2 separate regions of the Homo sapiens genome follow, and region 2 is linked to region 1. A link is a loop called in an ENCODE intact Hi-C map of the cell type or tissue named here. Cell type or tissue: HCT116. All regions are shown on one strand. Links, peaks and the distances in the headings refer to the core of each region. The heading gives the core; the rest is flanking DNA. Region 1 overlaps PRDX6-AS1 (PRDX6 antisense RNA 1). Region 2 overlaps RABGAP1L (RAB GTPase activating protein 1 like).

Evidence for each region. A loop is a pair of places that touch in the nucleus more often than their neighbours do. Peaks named below come from ENCODE experiments on the same cell type or tissue, not always from the same donor. Only the 100,000 strongest peaks of a DNase experiment are listed, where the experiment ranks them.
Region 2: a loop joins it to region 1, with 10 times the contacts of the local background. A loop is called at or near these places in 16 of 110 quality-filtered maps.

The regions. Positions count from the first base shown.
Region 1 is chr1:173,428,198-173,436,197 of GRCh38, reverse strand. The region is part of intron 1 of PRDX6-AS1 (PRDX6 antisense RNA 1); the gene reads left to right. The region is part of intron 2 of LOC100506023 (a long non-coding RNA gene); the gene reads left to right. It also overlaps a transcript of TNFSF4 not described here. Among named protein-coding and RNA genes, the nearest start is that of PRDX6-AS1, 29 kb to the left of the region's middle. RefSeq lists an enhancer at 4,634-4,928. In HCT116, for the core only: CTCF peaks have their summits at 4,819 (motif pointing left), 6,381 and 6,580; DNase peaks (open chromatin) are centred at 4,847 and 6,097; H3K4me3 peaks cover 1,223 bases; H3K27ac peaks cover 1,255 bases.
Region 2 is chr1:174,735,789-174,752,842 of GRCh38, reverse strand. It overlaps RABGAP1L (RAB GTPase activating protein 1 like), which reads right to left. Exons shown (of 26, transcript NM_001366446.1): 18 at 489-530. Among named protein-coding and RNA genes, the nearest start is that of RABGAP1L-AS1, 210 kb to the left of the region's middle. In HCT116, for the core only: a CTCF peak has its summit at 8,670 (motif pointing right); a DNase peak (open chromatin) is centred at 8,652.

The sequences.
Region 1 (8,000 bases), core at 1-8,000:
CTGTATTACTCAGATAAACTGCCTGCACTTGAATCCTTGTCTCAGTGTCTGCTTCTGGGAGATAACAAACTAAGACATAAAATTTAAAATGAAATTCAGAGGTGGCATGAGTACATGGAAATAGATGTTCTTCTCTGCTCCTTTGTGGAGTGTAAATTGGTTCAACCTTTTTGGTGGATACTTGGGAAATATTTATCAAGTAGCTTTAAAATATGCATAGTCTTTAACTTAGTAATTCTACTTCTGAGAATGTTTCCTGAGAAATAGCTATGGATGTGTACTAGGTTTTCTTTTCTGTTTTCTAAACAATAAACTACTTTGAAAATGAGGAAAGGACACTAAATGACATTCATGGGTAAAGCTTTTATGTCTCATTATATTAAAGGTAGGATGCAACAAATAATTGACTACAGTTTTTCTTTCATAAGCAACTATTAATCTTTAAAAAACTTTCCTCAGAGGTAGATTAACTTTTATTGAATATAGCTGTTAATAAGAAATTTTAAATTGATTGCATACTGTATTAGTTGGCTTGGGCTGCCATAACAAAATACCATAGACAAGGTGTTTTAAACAACAGAAATAGAAATTTATTTTTTCACAGGTTTGGATGCTGACAGGTTCAAGATCAAGGTATTGGCCAGTTAGTTCCTAGTGAGGGCTCCTTCCTGCCTTGTAGATGTGTGCTCATGCGGCAGGGAGAGAGAGTAAGCTCGCTGGTGTCTCCTCTTATAAGGACACTAATCCTATTTCATTGGGGTCTACCTTTATGATCCCATTTAACATCAGTTACATCCTTACACCAAATACAGCCACACTGGGGGTTAGGAGTGCAACACATGAACTTTGGGAGGACACAATTCAGTCCAGAGCGTAAACTAATAAATAGCTCAGTTATTTAGTAAGTTTTAGAATGTTCTTATTTGCTCCTTTTGTTCTTTTCCAGCTCTCTGGGTCATATCTATTGATGAGTATCTCTAGTAGGTAAAGCCTGTCTCCCATCACTTTCTGGGTCCATCTATATAGGGGTTTTTGATGCCATTGTCCAAAAGACTTGGCTTTACTGCTTACCAGCAAGATAGGATCAGGACTATCAGATATGGTCATGAGTGACCACGAAGCTGAGAGTTGCAGCAGTCCCCTCAGCCTTCCATTGGTTGCCCCTGTCCTGTTTTCATGGGCCAGCTCATAGGTGGAACCTCAGTATTATTCATGCCCAGCACTCCAGTTTTTCACCAGAGATGAATCCTAGGCCATTTGGCTGTGATCCTCTTTCTTTCTTCAGTGTTTCACTATTTTGTCCCATGGGGCATTAGATTTCTCTCCCAGTCAAGAGCACATCTGACACTGAGAATTTCTCTGGATATTCTTCTGTCTGCCAAATCAGATTTCCTCAACTAAAATCCTGCGTGATCCACAGTTACATTCACCATTCTCTTTAGACACTGTATCTCAATTACCCAGATGGTATTATGGTTCCGGCCTCTGCAGAGGAGTGTCTTTGCTGGCATTTGGTCTCCATGGCATCGAATACCTTGCACACTTTTGTAGCCACTCCCATTTCATGACCCTCAAACCTCCCAAATGTTGAATGGTAACTTTTAGAAAACTACCAAGTAACGTGGATAACACATTCCCCAGCACATCCATGAACTCTCATCTGTTTGCACCCATTGTTCACTCTACTCCAATGCTATGCCTCACTGGCATCTTCTTTTGATTTGGCACTTGGTGATGAAAAAGGTGAAAGGTTAACCCACTGATTGCTCACTTACCAGTCTCACTTGCTCACTTTTCTGCCAGGTCTCCTAAGTGATCTTTCGTGTAAAAAGAAGTTTAGAAAATGCTTTAGGATAAATTGTATGAGGTTCAATAGGGACAAAAAAGCACCTACATCATAATAACAGTTAACATGCACTTGTAATATCCTAATTAGATACAAGACAAGAAAATATAAGGGAAGGTAAAGTAATTTAAAACAACTGTGCATTAGTTTTCTAGGGATGCTGTAAGAAAATACCACAAACTGAGCAGATGACACTGCAGAAAAGTGTGTCTTATGATTCTGGTGGCTAGAGGTGTGAGAACAAAGTGTTAGCCAGGTTGGCTCCTTCTGAGGGCTGTGAGGGAGAGTCTGTTTCATGTTTCTCCCTTAGCTTTGGGGTGGCTTGCTGGTAATCTTTGGCATTCTGTAGCTTGTGGCAGCATAACTCATCTTCACTTGGCATTCTCCTTTTACATATGCCTGTGTCCAAATTCCCCCTTATAAGGACACCAGCCTTACTGAATTAGGGGCTATTTTACTCGGATATGATCTCATCTTAACTGACTACATCTGCAACAACCCTATTTCCAAATAAGGCCATATTCAGAGGTACTGGGGAGATAGGACTTCAATGTATGAATTTTGAGGGGACAAAATTCAACCCGTAACAACTTGGAAGTCTTTGTGGTGGATCGAAAGTTGAGTCAGTCAGTTTCTTTTATTTTTTTTTGAGACGAAGTCTCACTTTGTTGCCCAGGCTGGGGTGCAGAGGCATGATCATAGCTCACTGCAGCCTTGATCTCCCCAGGCTCAGGTGATCCTCCCACCTCTGCCTCCCTAGTAGCTGGGTCTACAGGTGCATGCCACCATAGCCAAGTATTTTTTTTTTTTTGTATTTTTTGTAGAGATAGGGTTTCGCCATGTTGCCCAGGCTGGTTTGGAACTCCTGGACTCAAGAGTTCCACCAACCCTGGCATCCCAAAGTGCTGGGATTACAGGTGTGAACCATCTCGCCTGGCCAAGAGTCAATTTCTTAAGAGATGTTTGTTTACTTATTTATTCCTTGTTCGGGGGTAGAATTATTGTACCTAGCTGCCACCCTTAAGACTATACTGCAAGTCTGTATATGAGTAAATTTCAGATTAAGAGCACACTGTGTTTGGGGCACTTGAGACAACACTCCTTATTGTGACTACTTTAGATGGCCTAAAAGGGCAGCGTAATACGAGGAGTCTTGGGGACTGCCACAATACATTTATATTTCTGTGCCTTCAAAGGGTTAGTGAATTAGTACTCCTGAGACTTGACATCTTGTTTGCTTATTTTTATTTTCCCAGTGTCTAGTATAGGCAAAAAGTTCCTGGCAAATGGGTCAATAAACATTGAGTTAATCTTACCAATCAATGCTAAGATGTATATGTATATGTTACGTATATGTGTATATGTACATACATACATATTTTCACATTTTACCGTCTTTGAAATAAAAACTGTCTTACAATACATGGAGCATAACAATTGTCACTTTTCTTCTCTTAATAGCAAATACAGTAATGCCTTATAAGCATTGGTTTCTTAGATTTGATGAAATGGGATATTTGCACAAAATTTACCTAAGAAATTGCTGTCGTTTTTACATGAACAAGGTAGATTATAGGTAAAACACCTAAAACTGGTTTTTAATGCTCCTTCATTTTTTTTTTTTCAGGAGAGTTCTGTATTCCTCAAAGATCCCTCAAGAATTTTGTCAGTGTTGCCATAACCTCTTGTTTATTAGTCTGCTTGGGTTGCCATAAAAGAATGTACACAGACTGGGTGGCTTAAACAACAGACATTATTTTCTTACAGTTCTAGAGTCTAGAAGTCCAAGATCAGGGTGCCAGCAGGGTTGGTTTCTAGTAAGGCAACCTTCTCACTGTGTGCTCACATAGACAAGGCCTTTCATCTGTGTGCGTTTGTGGAGAGAGATCTTTGGTGTCTCGTTCTCTTTCTATAAGGTCACCAGTCCTACTGGATTAGGGCCCTACCCTTATGAACTCATTTATCTTTAATTATTTCCATAAAGGCTCTGTTTCTAAATACAAATACATTGGGGATTAGGACTTCAACATATGAATTTGAAGGGTGGAGGTACACAATTCATTTCATAACACTCTGGTTTGGATGGCAATTGTCTAACAAAGATCTAGTTGTTTTGGACTCGGGTGGCTGTGAGCTGGTCTCTGGGTTTGGACTGGATTCCTCACTGGGGAGCAACCCCTCGCCCTTTATCACCTGTTTATAGCATATTACTAGGAAGTGATGTGTCTTGCTTCACATTATTACGTGCCAAATGCTAATTGTGGAGGACCTCTTCTGCTTCTACCCTCTTAGGTCTTAGCCATTAGGTATTAGTTGTCAATCCTTAAGGCCTCCTTCACCCAGTTCTTTTAGGTCCTCTCAGGGCATTGCTACACTCTGCTGATTTCACTTTGCTACTATTATCAAGTGTGTATTCTAGCCAAGGGGGCTACATACTGAGCTTCAGCACCAGCCTGTGTTCATGATACATCATTGGTCACAAGTGAGGCTGGAGGAGAACTCATCTGCTGAGGAAGTAAGCACATGACCTGTCACCAAGGAGTCACCATTTGGCCAAGATCGAAATCCAACACTAAACTTCATTACACATCACCATCAGGTTGCAGTCCTGAACATGCATTGTATTCCATGCCTTGCGAGACCCTGAAATGTTGTCAGTGAAGGACAGCAGGCAAGGTAGTGCATGTGAAAACAATTGTTGACCATGAAATATTTTATTCAGAAATGAGTAAAAAAGAATCTTTGTAGCAGCCAGCCTTTCCCCTGGGGGAGAAAGCTCAGCAGTTGGTTTGGTCAGTTGGTTCACTGAAGGCAGATGAATTGGCACTTTGCAGTTGAGAGCCAATGCAGGCTCACGGAGGTGGCTTCTTTCTGCAGGCTGATTTTGGGCCCCCAGCAGGGCCCAAGGCCCAACAATCAGCGCATGGCTCTTAATTCTGTGCAACTAACAAATCCCGTCCCAGTGTGCTGAGAGCGCCCTCTAGTGCCCAGAAACTTCCTCAAGAATGGAGTGTAAAGACCTTTAAGGACCTTCATCAGGAAGGAACCACCATACTTTTGAATTTCAAGCCTAACCTGAAGATTATTATTTAAGGAAACCGACAAATTTTCTCAAAGAAATTATTGTATTGGAAAATATTTAGAATGCAAACACATTCTCCAAAGAAAACCAAAGACAACTACAGTGATTCATTTACTTTAGGTCTACAACAACAAAATATTAATTTAACAATACAAATAACATGCCCTTTAGCTCTTTGAAGGATGGCAATGAGGAAAACTGGAAAATAATGATCTAGCAATTACTGGCTGAACCACATTCTAAGAAATGTTAAGATAACAGGTGAACATTCAAAATTCAAATTTACCACTTTGGAGGCTGCTTATTTGCATGACAAATGGATTCTTTGTTTTACAGAAAGGCTTTCTCACAGGCCTGGGTTTTATTACCAATTAGCCTTAACCCCAGCAGAGCTTTAATTAGAATGCAAAGGGTTTGTGGGATCTGTGGGCACTGGAGGAAGAGTGTCTTATGTTGAGATTTTTATAGGATTAAGTACACAGCCTCTGAGTTACATCTGCTATATATAGCACAAATTATATAAACGTTGGTATTGCCTGTCACCTAATACAATTATTTGTGCAGACAGAGTATGACATTAATTCCTGCAGTGAACAACTCTATAGACCCTTCACCCTAATGTGTCCATTTAAATGGAGCCCTATTTGCTATGCACACACTTTTTCAAAGAATCTGTTAGAGAATGTGAATACCAAGTTATAAGCAACAAAAAAGAAAGCAACAAAATATAATGAAATCCCCATTACATCCCTTTGCCCTATAATACTTTCCCTTGACTTTGCTATAAGCATTCCTCTGGCATTCCCACTCCTGACCCACAAGATTATTAAATGTTTATTGTCTCAACTAACTATGCCAACAGGTTCGTAATATCGATACAGAGAAAGTGGAAGACTCTGTGAAAGTTATTTACATTAAACATGCAAGTGTAAAAAAGGATTGTTGAGCAACAGGAGTGAGCTAAGAAGGCAGTTGTGAATTCTGTGCATTCAAGATGAAACAATGTTATTTGTGTGTGTTAGCTGCCTGGCTGAGTAAATAAAGAAGATTCAAATTTGGCGCAGCTGTTCTTTCTCAGTGCTGCCTGGATATTAGATTCCCTGCAACCGTCTGTGTGCTTAGACCCCGCGTTCCATTGCGTAGGCTGCTGGCAGGCCTTTTTTTAGCGGAATGCAGCTGGGAGCAGGAAGGGTGGAGCCTGCTGGGGTTTGACTCAGCAGCTGTGGGCGAGGCCCTACACACTCTGTCTTGAGGACTGTGATAAAGGTTAAAAATAAAGGATAGCACTTGAGTGGGCTTCATAAGGAGTAGCAATCTAATTATAGGGCTTATTTTTACAAAGCAGCAGCTGACAGCGTCAGCCCAGCACGTCCTAAAAGTTCTTAGTAAGGCAGGAAGCTGCTACATTTGCTATGACCAATGTCACTTTAAGGGGTCTTGGCAATTACATTCTCACTCAACTTTTCCTTCTGCAACAAGGATATATGAGGGGGATTAGAGGATATTGCAAAAGCTCACCTTTTATTCAGACCCAATTAAAAACTAAACCCACTAAATCAACTTCCTCTCTCCCTTCTCAAACATTTATAAAGCGCCACCACGCGGCAGGCACAGTGCTGGGTGCTGCCATTCACACCCCACATGGTCTTTTCCCACAGCTGGTGGAGGTTGTGGCGTAGCCTGTGCTCAGTCTTGGATCTGTCTCTTGAGGACCAGTTTCTCTTTGGGCTCTTGTTTCCAAGAGCCATGGAGAATGAGCAGAGCAGCATCTAACAAAGGACGGGGTCCCCTCTCAGCTTCTCTGTCTTCACAAGTGAATGTCACACATTTTAAACTAGAACTCTTTCTACTTATTTAGCACCTAACAGATGCTACAAGAATTCTGGTTACTTTTTCTTTTCTGTTTGGGTCGGGAGCACATGTCTAAGTGTGACAAATGTGAGCAGATTATTTGGAGAGGTGAGGAAATACAAGAAAGAGGGGGGCCAGTCTTTTCTCTCTTTTGGAAAAATAATCATTTTTCGTAGAAACCAGATACTTTCATAATACTCTTTTTTTTTAAAGAAATGTTTTAACATGAAAAAAATTTCAAAGATACATACAAGTAGAGATAATAGTGTAATAAGTCCCCATGTACTTTTTGTCCAGCTTTAACAATTAGCAGCATGTGGCCTGATTTTGTTTTACACATATCCTCTCTCCTGTATTATTTTGGAGCAAATTTGATATGTTATTTCTTTCTTTCTTTCTTTTTTTTTTTCCTTAGACAGAGTCTTGCTCTGTCACCCAGGCTGGAGTGCAGTGGCACAATCTCGGCTCACTGCAACCTCCGCCTCCCAGATTCAATAAATTCTCCTGCCTCAGACTCCCGAATAGCTGGGATTACAGGCACCTGCCACCATGCCTGGCCACAAGTTTTGTATTTTTAGTAGATACGGGGTTTCACCATGTTGGCCAGGCTGGTCTCGAATTCCTGACCTCAGGTGATCCTCCTGCCTTGGCCTCCCAAATTGCTGGAATTACAGGCATGAGCCACTGCTCCCAGCCAATATGTTATTTCATCTGCAAATATTTCAATATGTAGTTCTATAGATAATAATTCCTTTTTAAAAAGTAACCACAAAACAATAAATTCAACTAACATTAGCAATAATTCATTAATATCATAAACTAGTCAGTATTTAAATTTATAATTATCTCATAAATGCATATGCACAATTTTTACAGCTTGTTTGAATTAAGATAAAAATCAGCTGCACATATTATAGTTGGTTCCTTTTTCTCTTAAATCTTTTATTCCATAGATTCCCCTTCCATGTCCCTCTCTGTTTTGTTATCCTGGCAATCAGTTGAAAAACTGAGTACTTTGTCCTGTAGATTTTTATGGATTGGATGCCTGTGGTCCTCTGTAACAGTATCCTCCATTTTCTGTTTCTTGTAAATTAGTACAGTCATGCCCCTCATAACAAAATATTCTGTCAACGATGAACCATTATGGATGGTAGTCCCATAAGATTATAATAGAGGTCGGGCGTGGTGGCTCACGCCTGTAATCCCAGCACTTTGGGAGGC
Region 2 (17,054 bases), core at 5,555-13,554, 1.3 Mb before region 1:
ATTCTAAAGTGTTTTATAAATTTCTAACTATCATGGAAAGAACTGCAAATTGAAATGTAGCAGTTTCTTTTTTAGTCAGTATATTATAAAAACTTTTTAATAATTCAATTATATGTTTAGGTACCTCCAGAGATGTTATAGTAAAAAGTGTTTTAAGAAAAAAGCAGGCATCATTTTGACAGAAAACAATTTTTAACCTTTTCTCTTATATCATCCAATTCATATGATAAAAAGATATTTTATGTTACTGGAAAGAGCTCTATGATAGTACCATTAAATAAATGGATTATAAGAAAAAAAAGACTCCAAATAAACAACAACAGAAAAAGATGAGAGGAGGGAAGAGGATCAGAGTTTCTCAGAGAAGTCATCTATTTTTGTGTGTCTGAGAAACTGAAATGAGTCAAAGACTGTAAATTGAATTATTCCAGTTCCAAGGGCAAAGAGGTAAGAGAATGTGGTAACTTAAGATTAAAAAAAAGACTTACCTTTAGGAGAGCCAAAGCTACATGAAAGATTATGTTCAAACCCTGAAATAGAAAAAGAAAGTGAAGATTAGTACTGCCACATGTATCACTATTTTATTATTTCCCCAAGACTTCCACATATATTTAATAAAATTCCTAATTGCTTTCATCTTCACAAACAATAATTAAACCATGAGTTTTTTTTTAAAGGTATTTTCTTTCCCTGAGTGGCTTGTTATAAATTTTAGGTGCTATTTAATCAATGTTCACATAAAATTGTTTTTACAATAAGTTATTTCCCTTCAGTCAATTTCTGGATTATTTGCATGTGCCTAAGTCTTGTGAAAGTCAAGTTCCTTGCTCAAGCTGGCATAATGATGCAGAAGTCTAAAATTATTAATTGAAATTCCTAACCCTAATCTGGACATCTCGGTGTTACAGTTAAACTGCAAGTGGCAGACAGAATAAAATAAAAAAAAACAAGGCAGTGTTGCTGATAAGTGGGACAGATTGTGTACTGGAGGCTTTAAGTATCACACTGCATTTCCACTACAGTTCTTATTGTTTTCTTATTTGTTTTAGCAATTGCTTTCAAGTATTATTTGTATAACTAGAGGTGGTCATTAGGGGCTATCTGCCAGACTTCCTTTCCTTTTCTGAAAACCATAGCAATATTTCTTTAGAAATAAACAAATTAAATTGTTCCTTAAGAAGCTATTCTAGAACTGAATTTTGAACTCTGGGTTCTGCCCAATTGCTCTGAAGAGACATTGAGTTATTAAATTCAAAAGATAGAGAATCTTATATGATAAAGGTAACAATCAGAAATGTTTGCTACAAAATGTGCTGTTTCCTTGCCATGCAAGTCATCATACATAAGAAAAAAGATATTTCAAGTATGAGTTGGCATAAGTCCCATAAGTCCAGGGTCTATTTGATGTGCCCTCTTCATCTTGGTCACTGATACATTCTGGCTGGCTTTTGGATATGGAGCTATACCAAATGTGCTATCCAAAAAACTTATAATAAACCATGCTTCTTCTGTCTCTGAAATAACTCCAGAAGCAAGGATTAGGCCCAGATATTTAGAGTGTATTCCTGTTATGATTTGCTAACATAAACTTTCACATTCAGGTACCAGAAATATAACATAATGATGGAAGGAATGAATGATAAACACAAATATTCAGTTGGTTAAAATATAAACCAAATATTTTTGGTTTGGGGTTTACTCAGCTGATTATTTAAGAAACCAAAAGCAATAGGAAATAAGTATAATCAGGCCAGGAGATAAAAACAAATGAACACAGTTCATTACCATACTAAGCAATTATCCTGGACTGGTTTTGACCACAATTTACCAATTAGAAAAAAAAGACTATTACAGATTTTAAAATGTGGGTTACAATTAAGCAAAATTTGCTTTCTGAATCAAAATTTGACTTCTCACCCACTAGCTGCTGCCCACCTGCCAAAACTTAAAGGCCAATATAAAAAAGACCTACTGCCCTGTTCTCCAACTCTGTCCACCACCACATCACAACCACTAGGCAACAGTGAATTCTCACAACCTGAGTGTTTATCAGCTTGCCATCAGAACCTGATCCACTATTTCTCTGGTTCTTGTTTTTCCAGTCACTGCTCAAAATGCAAATCCCTCTCATGTCTAGTTTTCTCATCTTCATAATGCTCTGGTCCTTTATCCTAAGCTAGTTTGCTACTCCTCCTTTCCTTTCCAAATCCTTTCATGGTAGCCTTTGGAAACTCCACTCCATGTTCAGCTACCTTGGCTGTATTCTTAACCTCCCTGTCAAACATTCCCCCCAAATTCCTTACATTCACAGGAATTGTGAAATTTCATTGATTGTTATAACAACCTATACAATGATTCTCATTTCTTAGAGTATGAATGTGACTAGCCCAATATTATACCTGTGAAAACCAAAAAGACAATTCTAAGCCCTCCAACTGACTAAGCTGGGACCAAAGGGACCCAGCTAAACCTGAAAAAAATAGTTCAGATCACGACAGGAAGGGGCAATCAGGCATGCCTCATTATACTCTCCTCCCTTTGGAGTTCAGGCACACAACTGACCAGCATTAACATTAAAAGAGAGATCCTAAGACAGACAGCAAACACCCTGTAGCAATAAGATACCAAATTCCAACGTGATTCTAAGTATAGCATCACATAGCAGATAGCAGGGCCCTGAAAGAAACCAAACTATTTTATCCCAAAAGCACTTTGGGAGACCGAGGCAGGCGGATCACGAGGTCAGGAGATCGAGACCATCCTGGCTAACATGGTGAAACCCAGTCTCTACTAAAAATACAAAAAATTAGCCGGGCGTGGTGGCAGGCGCCTGTAGTCCCAGCTACTTGGGAGGCCGAAGCAGGAGAATGGTGTGAACCCAGGAGGCGGAGCTTGCAATGAGCCGAGATCGCACTCCAGCCTGGGTGACAGAGCGAGACTCCATCTCAAAAAAAATAAAATAAAATAAAGATTCCTTGAACATATTTTGAAATGGTCCTACAAAGTTGTCTCTTGTGGGGAAAATTTACTTTCTATAGAGGATTCCCTTCTCTTTCCAGGTCACTTTCTGATCCTGAAGAGATTGGCTGAGAGTCTAGAACCTTTTTAGGATGTCTAAAGGAAACATTTGCCATTTATTGCCTCTGGGAGTGGTTACCCATAAGACTTCATATACATAATAAGAACTCTAGTCTTTACAAGCCCTTATCTTAACCCAGACACTCCTTTCTGTTGATTCCAGGTTTTTAGATAATAACAACTCTTTCAACCAATTGCCAATCAGGAAATCTTTGCCAACCTGGGCAACAAAGTGAGACCCCATCTCTACAAGAAAGTAAAAAAAAAATTAGCCAGGTGTGGTGGTACACACCTGTGGTCCCAGCTTCATGGGAGGCTGAGGCAGGAGGAGTGCTTGAACTGAGGAGGTTGAGCTGCAGTAAGCCAAGATCACACCATTGCACTCCAGCCTAGATGACACAGCGAGACCCTGTCTCAAAAAACAAACAAAAAGAAAGAAAGAAAAGAACAGAAAAAAAAAAAGATAACATTTTTGAATCCACCTATGACCTGGAAGCCCCATCTCTGAATTATTGCTGCACTGAATGAATGTATGCTTCACATCACATGTATTGACTGATGTCTTTTCTTTTTTCTTTTTTTTTTTTTTGAGACAGAGTCTTGCTCTGTCGCCCAGGCTAGAGTGCAGTGGTGCAATCTTGGCTCACTGCAACCTCCACTTCCTGGGTTCAGGCGATTCTTGTGCCTCAGCCTCCCATGTAGCTGGGGCTACAGGCTCTGCCACCACACCTGGCTAACTTTTGTATTTTTAGTAGAGGCGGGGTTTCACCATTTTGGCCAGGCTAGTCTCAAACTTTTGACCTCAAGTGATCTGCCCGTCTTGGCCTCCCAAAGTGCCGGGATTACATGTGTGAGCCAGCGCACCCGGACTGATGTCTTTTTTTTTTTTAAGAACAGAGTCTCGTTCTGTCACCCAGACTGGAGTGCAGTGGCACCATCAGAGCTCACTGCAGCCTTGACCTTTTGAACTCAAGCAATCTTTCCACATCAGCCTCCCAAGTAGCTGGAACTACAGGCATATGCCACCACGCCCAGATAATTTTTTTTTCTTTTTTTTTGGTAGAGAGGGTTTCACTATATTGCCCAAGCTATTCTTGAACTCCTGGCCTCAAGCAACCCTCCTGCCTCAGCCTCCCAAAGTGCTAAGATTAAGGGCATGAGCCACTGTGCTCGGCCATGGATTAATGTCTTATGTTTCCCTAAAACATATAAAACCAATCTGAAACCCAATCACCTTGGGCACATGTTCTCAGGACCTCCTGAGGCTGTGTCATGGATCATGGTCTGTAACTTGGCAAAATAAACCTCTAAATTGATTGAAACCCATCTCAGATGTTTTTGGTTTACATATGTGTTTAGTAACAGGCTAGAATCACCCCCTCAAGCCTCCTGTGTGAGATATTCTCACACAGTGCTGGTATAATGTGCATAGTAAATGCTTATTTGAAGACTGAATGATTAAACTACACTAGCTTTCCCAAATTTTCGGGGGTTGATTATTTCCCTGTGGACCCAACTAGACCAATTTACAGAATTATCATCAAATTACAGTAAGAACCCCTTTCTTCAATTATCTCAAAATCAAACAATTAGACAACCAAGCTGTCCAAGACACAAAGAACTTACAAGTAAAAATTAAGTAAATAAAGATCTCTAAATAGCCAAAATAGCTCTCACAAACACCAAGAGGAAACTTTGCTAAACTTTTTATTCTATACATACTTCCAGTTAGTTTGGTGATATGATTTTGAAGCTTATAGATATTACAAGTAGCAAACTACAAGATAAAGTATGTGCCAGATGGGGTCAGGGATAGATAGCTTATAGAGACAGTTGTCAGAATTAAAATATTAGATCTCACAGAAATGAAGACATATATTAAAAAAAAAAAAAGATAAAATGCATAGCTCTCTGGGTCCACTTGGGGGAGCCAATAATCTTCAATAGTTAATTATTAACTACTGTTAATTGTCATTATTAATAATGATAATCCAGCAGGATTGATGAATGCTTATATCATGTTATAATACTGTGCTTAAGAAGGGAGGTGAGTGTGTGTTTTAAATAAAAAGTAGATAATGATGTTTTGAAGTTTGGGAAGCTAAAGAGGAAACTTTCAGTTACCAGAAAAATTTATGTATGTAAATTCTTTAAACAAGTTCAGAAAAATAAGGTATTACTATATCTGCTTATATGAAGCTCTAGACATTACCCATAAAAATAAAGACTTCATAAGCCTTGAACTAAAGTAGAACAGAGTGGCTAGACGATGCAAACAAATACACTTTAAGACATTTGAGTTGATGGAATTCAGAAAAGAACTTGTTATTCTATCAGGTTTTTTTTTTTTTTTTTTTTTTTTAGAGATAGAATTTCACTCTGTCACACAAGCTGGAGTGCAGTGGTGTGATCACCACTCACTGCAGCCTCAACCTCCCAGGCTCAAGCAATCCTCTCAACTCAGCTTCCAAGTAGCTGGGACTACATGTGTGTGCCACCATATCTGGCTAATTTTTAATTTTTTCGTAGAGATGAGGTATCCCTATGTTGCCCAAGCTGGTCTCCAATTCCTGGGCTCAAGTGATCCTTCTGCCTTGGCCTCACAACATGCTGGGATTACAGGCATGAGACAATACACTCAGCCTTGAAATGTATTTTTAAAAGCAAAATATCTCATACATTTTCAAGATGCCTCCCATTTTTAGGAATATGTAATCCCCAGCAATTTGTTTGTTCTTAAGGGGAAAACATGTACGTAGTAGGAGTCAAAGGTTTGGAGAATTATTAAGAGTAAAAAATAAGTAAACATATTATGGCCACTTATCATTTATAGTACAAGGTCTAACTCCAAATGCAAAATAATAACCAACATCTACTGAGTATTTTGTATGTGCCAAGATATGAATTAATTACATTAAAGGCATGTCCCTATTTCATCCCACAACCACCTAAAATTCCATTTTATACACAAGGAAATCAAGATTTAGAGAAATCAAAGTAACTTTCCTAAGTCCAATAGCTAATAAGTGCAGATCTAGGATTTTAACCTAATTCCAAAAGTGATACTCTAAACAATTAAGTTAGAGAAGATGATTCAATGAATATGTGAATGAATGAATAAATCTCTTATTTGGATATTATTTAATGTGTCCTCTACTTCCTAAAGGATTAAAGTGATTCTTTCCATTTAAAGGCAAGTAAATTTTGAGAGCAGAGAGTAAAAAGATAACAAATAAGTGACTTCTACCAGAACTAAATTCTATTATTTGTTTCCATATTGAAAACACTCAAAAAAAGTAGCTGACTGCTTGCAGTATATGAGGCAACAAAAACCCAACTTGCTGTGGGAAGAAAGGGTCACCACCTTCCTCTAATGACAACAGATTGAGATCAGCCTTGCATGCATGACGAAGTAGCTTTTTAACTGATTTGGATACTGCTATTTCAAAATTCAATTACATTCTGGCATCATCTTTGCTTTAAAGAACACCTACAAGTAATTGCCCCAAATTGAATAATTGCTCCAAAGTGCAGATCATGATGTTCTTGGGTAGGCCAAGGATTAAGCACCCACAATCTTGCATAAAATAACAGCTGACAGTAGAGCACTCACTGAAACAAAGACACTGAACATTCTGGCTCTGATAAGCAGGCAATCGTGGGTTCAGAGAGAGCTGACAGATTGTGTGAGAAGCTGTCAAAAACTTAAGCTGACAGCACTGAGAACAAATGCTGAAAAGGTAGTGTCAAAAAGTACCAAGTGTGCATCAGCACCTGGGTTCTTAGGAATCAAAATAAAAGGGAAATAATGGAAATCCTAACAACAAGTCAATAAACCAAATTACCAAATTATCAAACCAAAAATGGCCAAAGTAAATGGAGCAGGTTCACAGACAAAGCTAGAGGAAATGGGGTTCTGTCCTTTCTGACCCATACAAAAGAAAACATACCACCCTAGGAAGAGATAATGACTAAATGAGATAGCATACATCAAGTGAACTGAGTATTTGGTAAATATTCGATAAACACTAGCAATTATTATTATTAGGTTCATGTATTTATTGCCCATTATATCCAGTATTTTATATTTTTCACTTAATCCTCTCAACAGCTCTATGGCATATGTATTATTGCCACCATTTTAGAGATGGCTAAACTGAAGCTCAGAGACAGAACACTGTTAGTAAATGGTAAAGCCAGGCTATAACTCAGGTCTATCAGACTAAAGCAAATCCAGGCTTTTTTCCACTAATTCCATCTTGAGTGCCAACTCAGTGAGACTTTTGTTAGATATCTGTGATGGATTAAAGAGTCACAATTATTTGATGCTTCTCCATTGAGAGTTAAGGTCTCTGTTCTCTCATTTCAACCTGGGCAGACTATGGTACTGCTTTTACCAGTAGAATATGGTGGAAGTGATGCCATGCTAGTTTATGTGCCCAGGCCTTCAGATATTGACAGCTTTCATGTTCAGTCCCTTGGAGCACTCACTTTTCGAAGCCAGCTACCATATAAGAAGTGCAATTATACTTATACTCCCATGCTCTCTAAGGAACCAAGCAATCAAAAGAAGGCCTGGAGAACCAGATTTCATCAGTAAAGAAGAAAGACCAAGAATCACCAAAGTGGTAGATATGTGAGTAAAGAAGTCATCTGGAAGTGAATCAGGTGGTCCAGCTGATGCCAAGTGGATCAGAGATGAACCACACAGTTGAATTCCAAAATTTCTGACTCATGAGATTGTAAGAAAATAAATGATTGGTTTTAATTACTTTTTTTCACTTGGAAATAATTTCGGATTTAGAAAAACTTTGCAAAAACAGTACCAAGAAGTCCTACATATCCTTCACTCAGTTTTACCCAAACATTAACATCTTACATAACCATAGTATAATGATCAAAACCAAGAAACTATTATTTTTATCAAATGCTCCACTAATGCCCTTTTTCTGGTCCAGGATGCAATTCTGGATTATATATTGAATTTGGTTGTCATGTCTCCTTAGTCTCCTTTCATATGGGACCGTTTTCAGTGTTTATTTTTCATGACCTTGATGCTTTGGAAGAGTATTGGCCAGTTATTTTATAAAATGTCCCTCAACTCGATATGTCTACTGGTTCCTTATGATTAAATTCAGAATATGTATTTTGGGCACAAATACCACAGAAGTGATGCTGTGCCCTTCTCAGTGCATTCTATCAGGAGGTTACATAACATCACTATATGTCTCACTATAAAAATCATTGTCCTTTTAAAGCCACTCAGTTTTCGTATAGCTTGTTATATATTACAGGTAATCAAAAGAAAATCCATTTGGCTTCTCTGATAAATTTCTTGCTGCTATGATCTATAAAGCAATGCATTGTTTCAAAGAAAGTAGTGAAAGTGACAGATAATTAACACGCAAAAAGAAATAAGTTAATACTAGCTGCTCTTAAATACAGGTTCTACAGCAAGAATATTTAGAATATTAGCCAAAAATTCTTTTACTTTATTCTGCTTCTCATGTTTTAATCTCTTTGAAAGTTTAATATTTTAGGTTGGCTAATGGTGCTTGATGGAGTAACTAAATAAAAGAATGTGATGTTTGGGTTTTGTTCTGAATGTCCACTAGAGGTCAGGATTGCAGCACTGAAAATCAATCGCTTTTTTTTTTTTTTTTTTTTTTTTTTTACGTATTTCACAGACCAACATAGTAGCCTTGTATACAAATTGAGACATGCTGTTTTAAAACCCTTATGGCTAAGTCCTCCCTTATTTTTACTATTAATTTACTAACATATACCAAAAAAAAAGGATGACTCCCACCCTTCCTTTCCTCTAGCTTAATTATATATTTTCCATTTTATTATAGTTATTTGTTATACAGTTTTTTCATAAATGACTAGTGAATGAGAAAGAGTTCAAGAATGGGTAGGGATGAGAGATAAGTTTAACATGAATGCATCTGTTTAGTCATGAGTAATTTTAAAATATTTTCTTGGTTTACACTTGTTTGTACAGATTAAGTAGTAAAATATCTACAAAATCTAGAAGTCTTTATCATAGGTGACTCTGAGAAGAATTTTTTTTAAAAAAACATAGTTTTGCTATTATTTATTTATTTATTCATTTATTTTAAACTTTTATTTTAGGTTCAAAGGTATATGTTCAGGTTTGTTATGCAGGTAAACTTGTGACATAGGGGGTTTGTTGAACAAGGAAAGAAATTTTTAGAGGTTTGTGACATCTGAATTAGATAAAACTTTCAGAAACAAGGCAGGCAAAATGAGATAAGGAAATCAAATTAGAGGTTTTAACATGTGTTTCAAACTGACCCAATAGTTCAATAGATAGTTTTTTGGATAAACATAGAAATTGACGTTTTTGGTCTTGAAGCTTGAACCTTAACATTTGTTTTATCGGATTCCTTACTCAACAAAGGACCTTCAGGTCTCTCAAAAAAAAGTATGGAAGAACTGGAACTCACCAGATCACCATATCCAGATAATGAGATGAGGGCCCCTCATTCACCATAATTGCTTCCTTACCCCTCTCTAGTTCCTGTTTCTTACATATTGCTATATCTCTTCCCTGCTATATAAGTCCCTAGTTTCAGTTTGTCAGGGAGATGGATTTGAGACTGAGCTCCCATCTCATCTCGTCTGCTGCAGCCCCCAATTAAAGCCTTCTTCCTTGGCAATAATCATCATCTTAGTCATTGGCTTTCTGTGCTGTGAGCAGCAGGACCTAGACTGAACCCCTGGTGTTGTGGTAACATATTCATCATATGTCAAGCATTTTGAGGACATTTACAAAGATGGATAAGTCATCCCTACACTCAGAGGACTCCCAGATTAGGATAGCAGATAAAAATATAAACAGATAACACACCACCTAGGGAATGATAGGGAGGTATGACCTGAACATTAGAGCACTGAAGTATTGCTATAAAGTCCCTAAACACATGTTCCATTGGCCATTGAATACTGGCATTCACCTTTCTGTTCTTCTCAAATTCTCTTAAGTCATGATACACATCGGATTATATTGTTTTACAGTTATAGTTATCAGTCAACCATCCCAGGCTGCAGGGGTGCTTTTGATACTCTTCATAATGATACAGGACTTCTTATCAGCTACTATTAGCTGATCTTGACCTTCTCCTTCCTCCAGGCTTCTGCCAGTTTTCCATTAACCCAATCCATCCAGAAATCTTTTGTTAGAGTTCTTGTGCTCATACCACTTTTCTTTCTTCCTTTTTCTTTGAAATGAAGTCTTGCTCTGTCGCTTAGGCTGGAGTGCAGTGGCGCGATCTCAGCTCACTGCAACCTCCGCCTCCTGGGCTTAAGCAAATCTCCTGCCTCAGCCTCCCGAGTAGCTGGGATTACAGGTGTGCGCCACTACACTCAACTAATTTTTGTATTTTTAGTAGAGATGGGTTTCACCACATTAGTTAGGCTGGTCTCGAACTCCTGACCTCAAGTGATCCACCTGCCTTGGCCTCCTAAAGTGCTGGGATTACAAGCTGAGCCACCGCATCTGGCCCCCTTTTCTTTCTTCTTCTTCTTTCCTCCTCCTCCCCCTCCCCCTCCTCCTCTTCTTCTTCTTTCCTCCTCCTCCCCCTCCCTCTCCTCTTCCTCTTCTTCTTTCTTCCTCCTCCCCCTCCCCCTCCTCCTCTTCTTCTTCTTTCCTCCTCCTCCCCCCTCCCCCTCCTCTTCCTCTTCTTCTTCTTCTTTTTTTTTTGAGACAGGGTCTTGCTCTGTCACCCAGGCTGGAGCATAGTAGTGCTATCATGGCTCACCACAGCCTCAACCTTCCAGGCTCAAGCAATCCTCCCACCTCAGCCTCCCAAGTAGCTGGGTCTATAGGCGCATGCCACCATGCCTGGCTAATTTTTCTACTTTTTTTTTTTTTTTTTTTTTTTTTGTAGAAATAGGCTTTTGCCATGTTGCCCAGGCTGGTCTCAAACTCCCCACTTAAAAAAAAAATCCTTAAAAATGCCACAACATGGTATAAAAGTAGCCACATAGACCAGTAGAACAAAACAGAGAACTCAGAAATAAAGACACATAGTTACAGCCAACTGATCTTCAACAAAGCCAACAAGAATTTATACTGGGGGCCGGGTACAGTGGCTCACACCTGTAATCCCAACACTTTGGAAGGCTGAGGCAGGAGGATTGCTTGAACCCAGGAGTTCAAAACCAGCCTAGGCAACAGAGTGAGACCCCATCTCTACAAAAAATAAAACACCAGTCAGGTGTGGCAGCAAATGCCTGTAGTCTGAGCTACTTGGGAGGGTGAGGCAGGGGGATCATCTGGGCCCATGAGGTTGAGGCCACAGTGAGCAGTGATCATGCCACTGCACTCCAGCCTGGGTGACAAGGCAAGACTCTGTCTCAAAAAAACACAAAAACAAACAACAAAAACTTACACTGGGGAAAGGACAATCTCTTCAATAAACGGTGCTGGGAAAATTGTATAGCCATGCAGAAGAATGTAACTGGACCATTATCTCACCATATACAAAAATGAACTCAAAGTAGATTAAAGACTTAAAAGTAAAACCTGATACTATAGAAATATTAGAAGAAAAAATCTAGGGAACCCTCTCCTGGTTGTTGGTTTAGGCAAAGAATTTGTTACAAAGGCCTCAAAAGATCAGGCAACAAAACCAAAAATAAGTGATTGGGAATTAATTAAACTAAAAAGCTCCCACACACAAAAAAAAAAAAACAAAACAAAAAAATCAACAGAGTGAAGAGACAACCTGCAGAATGGGATAAAATATTTGCAAATTATTTATCCAACAGGAACTAATATATAGAACAGATAAGGAACTCAACTCAACAGGAAAAAAACAAATAATCCCATTCATACTTGGGCAAAGTATATGAATAGCCATTTCTCAAAAAAATAAATACAAACAGCCAACAGGTATATGAAAAAATGTTCAACCTCATGAATCATCAGAGAAATGCAAATCAAAACCACAATGAGATAGCATACCTCAGCCAGAATCCCTATTATTAAAAAAGACAGATGTTGACAAGAAAGTGGAGAAAAGGGAACTCATATACACTGTTGGTGGGAATGTAAACTAGTACAGCCACTATGGAAAACAGTATGGAGATTTCTCAAAAAAATAAAAATATAATTACCATTTGATCCAGCAATGCCACTACTGGGAATCGACTCAAAGAAAAAGAAGTCAATATATCAAAGAACTCACATATATACAGTTAGGAGGCTTTAAAACACTCAAGAAGTGGTATGTAATTTTGCCTGGAAACAGCTGATGAATTGAGCAAGAGGCTGTACCGAGACTGACACACCAGGAAATGCTATGCATAGTAAACTTTCATCCCTCCAAGGGGTGAAGTCCTAGGTTTATATCATGTTGGGAAACCAGTAATGAGTGTATTCATCTTTGGGGACCCTTTCTCTTCTGTCCTCATCCATTTATATATAGGTAAATGTTAGTGAAGCTTAAACACTAGGGAAAGCAGAGACAGAAGTGATTTAAGAGAATAACATTGAAAAAGAGTACACAAGAGAGGGTTTGTAAAGTTATATAAACGACTCCACTGCTACCAACCATGTCTCTATGAAGATGTAAGAAGGATGTTACTAATTATAGGAACTCACAATTTTAAAAAATCACCAGCAGGAGCAACTCCACCCTTTCCTCTACCTTTTCCCCCTATCACCTAGAGACACTAGCAGCCTGGTACACATAAAAATACAGAGTGAACTTTAAGAATCATAATAATATACCCTGAGGATCGCTAAGGAGCCTAAGTTTCTTTCTGCCACAGGGGATCTAGCATCTTTCTGCCAAGAAGTACAAAAGACTAAACATACCACTTCACAGTAGTATATTGCGTAGTAAATCTTAATTGCTATGCCACCATCTGTATAACACTTTACTGCAAAGCACTTTTGAGTATATAGTTTCATTCAACTGTAAAAATATTAATCCGGCATATAGGCCATTATTAATTACCTCCATTTTACAATGCAAGCTTAAATATGTTAGATGATTTACCTGAGTTCACAGAATTAAGACTGGAATGACAAGTTTCCTGATTATAATTCAGTTCTCTTTCCATTAGACCATTGGCTCTCAACCATGGCTGCTTATTAAAATCACCTGGGGAGCTTTCATAACACACAGAGGCAGGAGATCCATCTTAGGTCAAATAAATAGAAATTTCTCAGGAGTAGAATGTGGTCACTTGTATTTTTAAGAACTTCCAGGAGTTTCTAGTATGAAACCAGACTGAGAACTGAGCATTACCAAGTTTTCAAGCAATCATGATAATTTAAGAGCATAGTTTTCCTATTTGCACTTATCCATCTATACATCAGGGATATGTAAAATCTACAACTTCTAACCAGTGAATCATAATTATCAACTTTTTTAGAAAGCACAAATAAGCTTCTAGTATATTTTCAGTTAAGTAATTTATCTAGCAAACCATTTTCTATTAGTAATTAGCTTTTATGGAACAAAATATCCACAACTTTGGGTACTAAAAGTATATCTAGTCATATTTAACTGTAAAATTTATTTAAACCGTAAAATGGATGAGAGTGCTTGTTCCTTTATTAGGAGCCAAGCAAGAGAAAGGTACCTATCTAATGGAGGCAGATAATTAAATCACTCATGCTGAAAGTTCTTTCCCAAGTAACCCTGTCCTCACATCAAGCAGTTATACTAGAAATCACAGATCTTCCTGCCATAGTGAGGAGGAGATGTCTCCATTTAAAAAAAGATGGAAGAATTAGTTTAGTTAATTGCTCTGAGATCTACTAAATGACAAAACAAAAACAATTTAAAAGTGAGAGCTACAAGGCAAAGAGACCTAATTAGCAAAGAAAATTGTAGCAACAGTAATATAGCGGTTGCTGCAAAAATTTTACAATTATGGGGAAAGGCTCTATAAGCCCTGTGAAATTCATTCCCATTTAAACATAGTATATTGAACCTAATATTAAACGGTCTGCAAGTTCACAATAGAAGTTCATTAATACTATACTATAAATCAAAAGCTTTAGAGCAGGAGTTAGAAGATCCATATCACAGTTTCATTTCTGCCACCAACTAGCTTAGTTAAGTGTCTCAACCTCCCCCATGTGTAAGATTCCTAAACAGTAAATTGAGGAGTACCAGTTAAGAATAACAAAAGAGATTTGTTAAAAGTTCAGATTCCTGGATCCCACCCTGGATAATTCTGATTCATTAAGTCTAAGACGGGTATTAACATCTACTGTATTTTAGTGCCACCCACCCCACTCTGCAGACCCTAGAAACCACTGATTTCTATATATTTTACAAGGTAAGAGAAGTCAAATAAGAAAAATGTAGAAATACTGGTATAGGTCAACTGAGGAGGGCCTTATACAAGTAGGCCTGAATTCCAATTCCTTATTCCACCATTCCTGCTTCTACCCCTGAAATTCATCGCAGCAAAACTGCTGGGGGGAAATAACCAGTGAAGTGTCTTTCTGATTACTTCCTGAGTGTCTTCCTATTTCTCTAACTGGGATTTAATTTCCCAGGCGCCTTGTGGCAGGGACCCCATTTCTTTCTCTCAGATGGCCAACTGACCAGGACAGCTCAGTTCAAGGTAATCTCCTCCTTGAAACATCTCCTAACTTCCAATCCCATTAAAGAGATGTATTAATGTCAGCCCATGATGCCACCAAACATGGTGGGGATTTCTGTCCCTTCCAAATCTTATGTCAAAATGTTATCCCCAACATTGAAGGGGGGACCTGGTGGGAGGTGTCTGGATCATGGAGGTGGTTCCCTCATGAATGCCTTAGCACCTTCCCCTTGGTGATGAGTGAATTCTGGCTCTGGTAGTTCACACAAGATCTGGTTGTTTAAAAGTGTGTGGCACATCCCCCATCTCTCTCTTGGTCCCGCTCTTTCCATGTGATATGCTGGTTCTCCTTCACCTTCTGCCATGATTGTAAGCTTCCTGAGGTTCTCACCAGGAGTTGAACAGATGTTGGTGCCATGCCTGTACAGCTTGCAGAAACATGGGCCAAATTAAACCCCTTTCTTTGAAAATTACACAAAGTCTCAGGTGTTTCTTTACAGATGTGCAAAAATGGTGTAACATAAAAATTGGTACCAAGGAGTGAGGGGTTGCTATTAATACCTGAAGATGTGGGAAGCAGCTTTGGAATTGGGTAACAGGTAGAGGTTGGAAGAGTTTGGAGGGCTCAGAGAAAGAAAGGAAGATGTGGGAAAGTTTGGAACTTCTTAGAGACTTGTTAGGTGATTGTGGCCACAATGCTGATAGAAATATGGACAGTGAAGGCCAGGCTGAGGATGTCTCAGATGAAAATGAGGAATTTATTAGGAACTGGAGCAAAGGTCACCCTTGTTATTCCCTACCAAATAACTTGGCTGCATCGTGTCTGAGTCCTAGGGATTTGTGGAAGTTTGAACTTAATGATAACAGGGTATCTGGTGGAAAAATTTTCTAAGCAGCAAAGTGTTCTAGAGGTAGTATGGCTGCTTCTAACAACCTACAATCAAATATGGGAGTAAGGAAATGACTTAAAACTGGAACCTATATTTAAAAGGGAAGCAGAACAAAGAAGTTTGGAAAGTTTGCAGTCTAATCATGTGGCAGAGCATGAAAAAGCATTTACAGGAGAGGAATTCAAGCAGGCTATGGAGCAACTACTTGCTAAAGAGAGTAGCATAACTAAAAGGGAGCCAAGTGCTAATATCCACGACAATGGGCAAAAGGCCTTGAAGGTATTTCAGAGATCTTGGAGACAGCCCCTCCCATCATAGGAAGAGAGGCCTAGGAAGAAAGAATGGCTTCAGGGGCCAGGCCCGGGGCCCCATTGTCCTGGTCAGTCTCAGAACATTGCTTCCCACATCCCAGCTGTTCTGGCTCCAGTCATGGCTCAAAGTGCCCAGGTACAGTTCAGGCTGCTGCTCCAGAGGGTGCAAGCCATAAGCCTTGGCAGCTTCCATGTCATGTTAAGTCTGCAGGTACACAGAATGCAAGCATGAAGGATGCTTGGCAGATTTCCCCTAGATTTCAGGACATGTATGAAAAAGCCTCAGTGCCCAGGCAGAAGACTGCCACAGGGGCAGCGCCTGCACAGAGAACCTCTACTAGGGCAGTGTGGAGGAAAAATGTGGGGCTGGAGCCCCCACACAGAGTCCTCCACCAGGGCACTGCCTAGTGAAGCTGCAGGAAAGAGGCTGTTTCCCTTCAGACCACAGTATGGTAGCGCCATGGGCAGCTTGAATCCTCAGCCTGGAAAAGCCACAGGCATTCCATCTAGTGAGAGCAGTCATGTGGGCTGTACCCTGCAAAGCCACAGGGGCAGAGCTGCCCAAGGCCTTGGGAGCCTACCACTTGCACCAGTGTGCCCAGGGTGTGGGACATGGAAACAAGGATTATTTAGGAGCTTTAAGGTTTAATGTCTGCCCTGCTGGGTTTCAGAACTGCATGGGGCCTGTTACCCTTTTCTTTTGGCCAATTTCTTCCTTTTGGAATGGGAATGTTTACCCAGTGCCTGTACCACCATTGTAACTGGGAATGGTTAACTTGTATTTAACCTCATAGACTTACAGGTAGAAGGATCTCATCTCCAGATGAGGCTTTGGACTTGGGACTTTTGAGTTAATGTTGGAATAAGACTTGAGGCAACTATTGAGAAGGGCCGGTTGGATTTTACAGTGTGAGAAGGACATGAGATTTGAGGGTTTGAGAGGCCAGGGGTAGAATGACATGGGCTGGATATTCATCCTCGCCAAATCTCATGTTGAAGTGTAATCCCCAATGTTGGAGGTGAAGCCTGGTGGAAGGTGTTTGGATCATGGAGGTGTATCCCTCATGAATGGGCTTAGCTCCATCCCCTTGGTGATGAGTGAATTCTGGCTCTGGTGGTTCACATGAGATCTTGTTGCTTAAAAGAGTGTGGTATCTCCCCATTCCCTTGCCATATAATA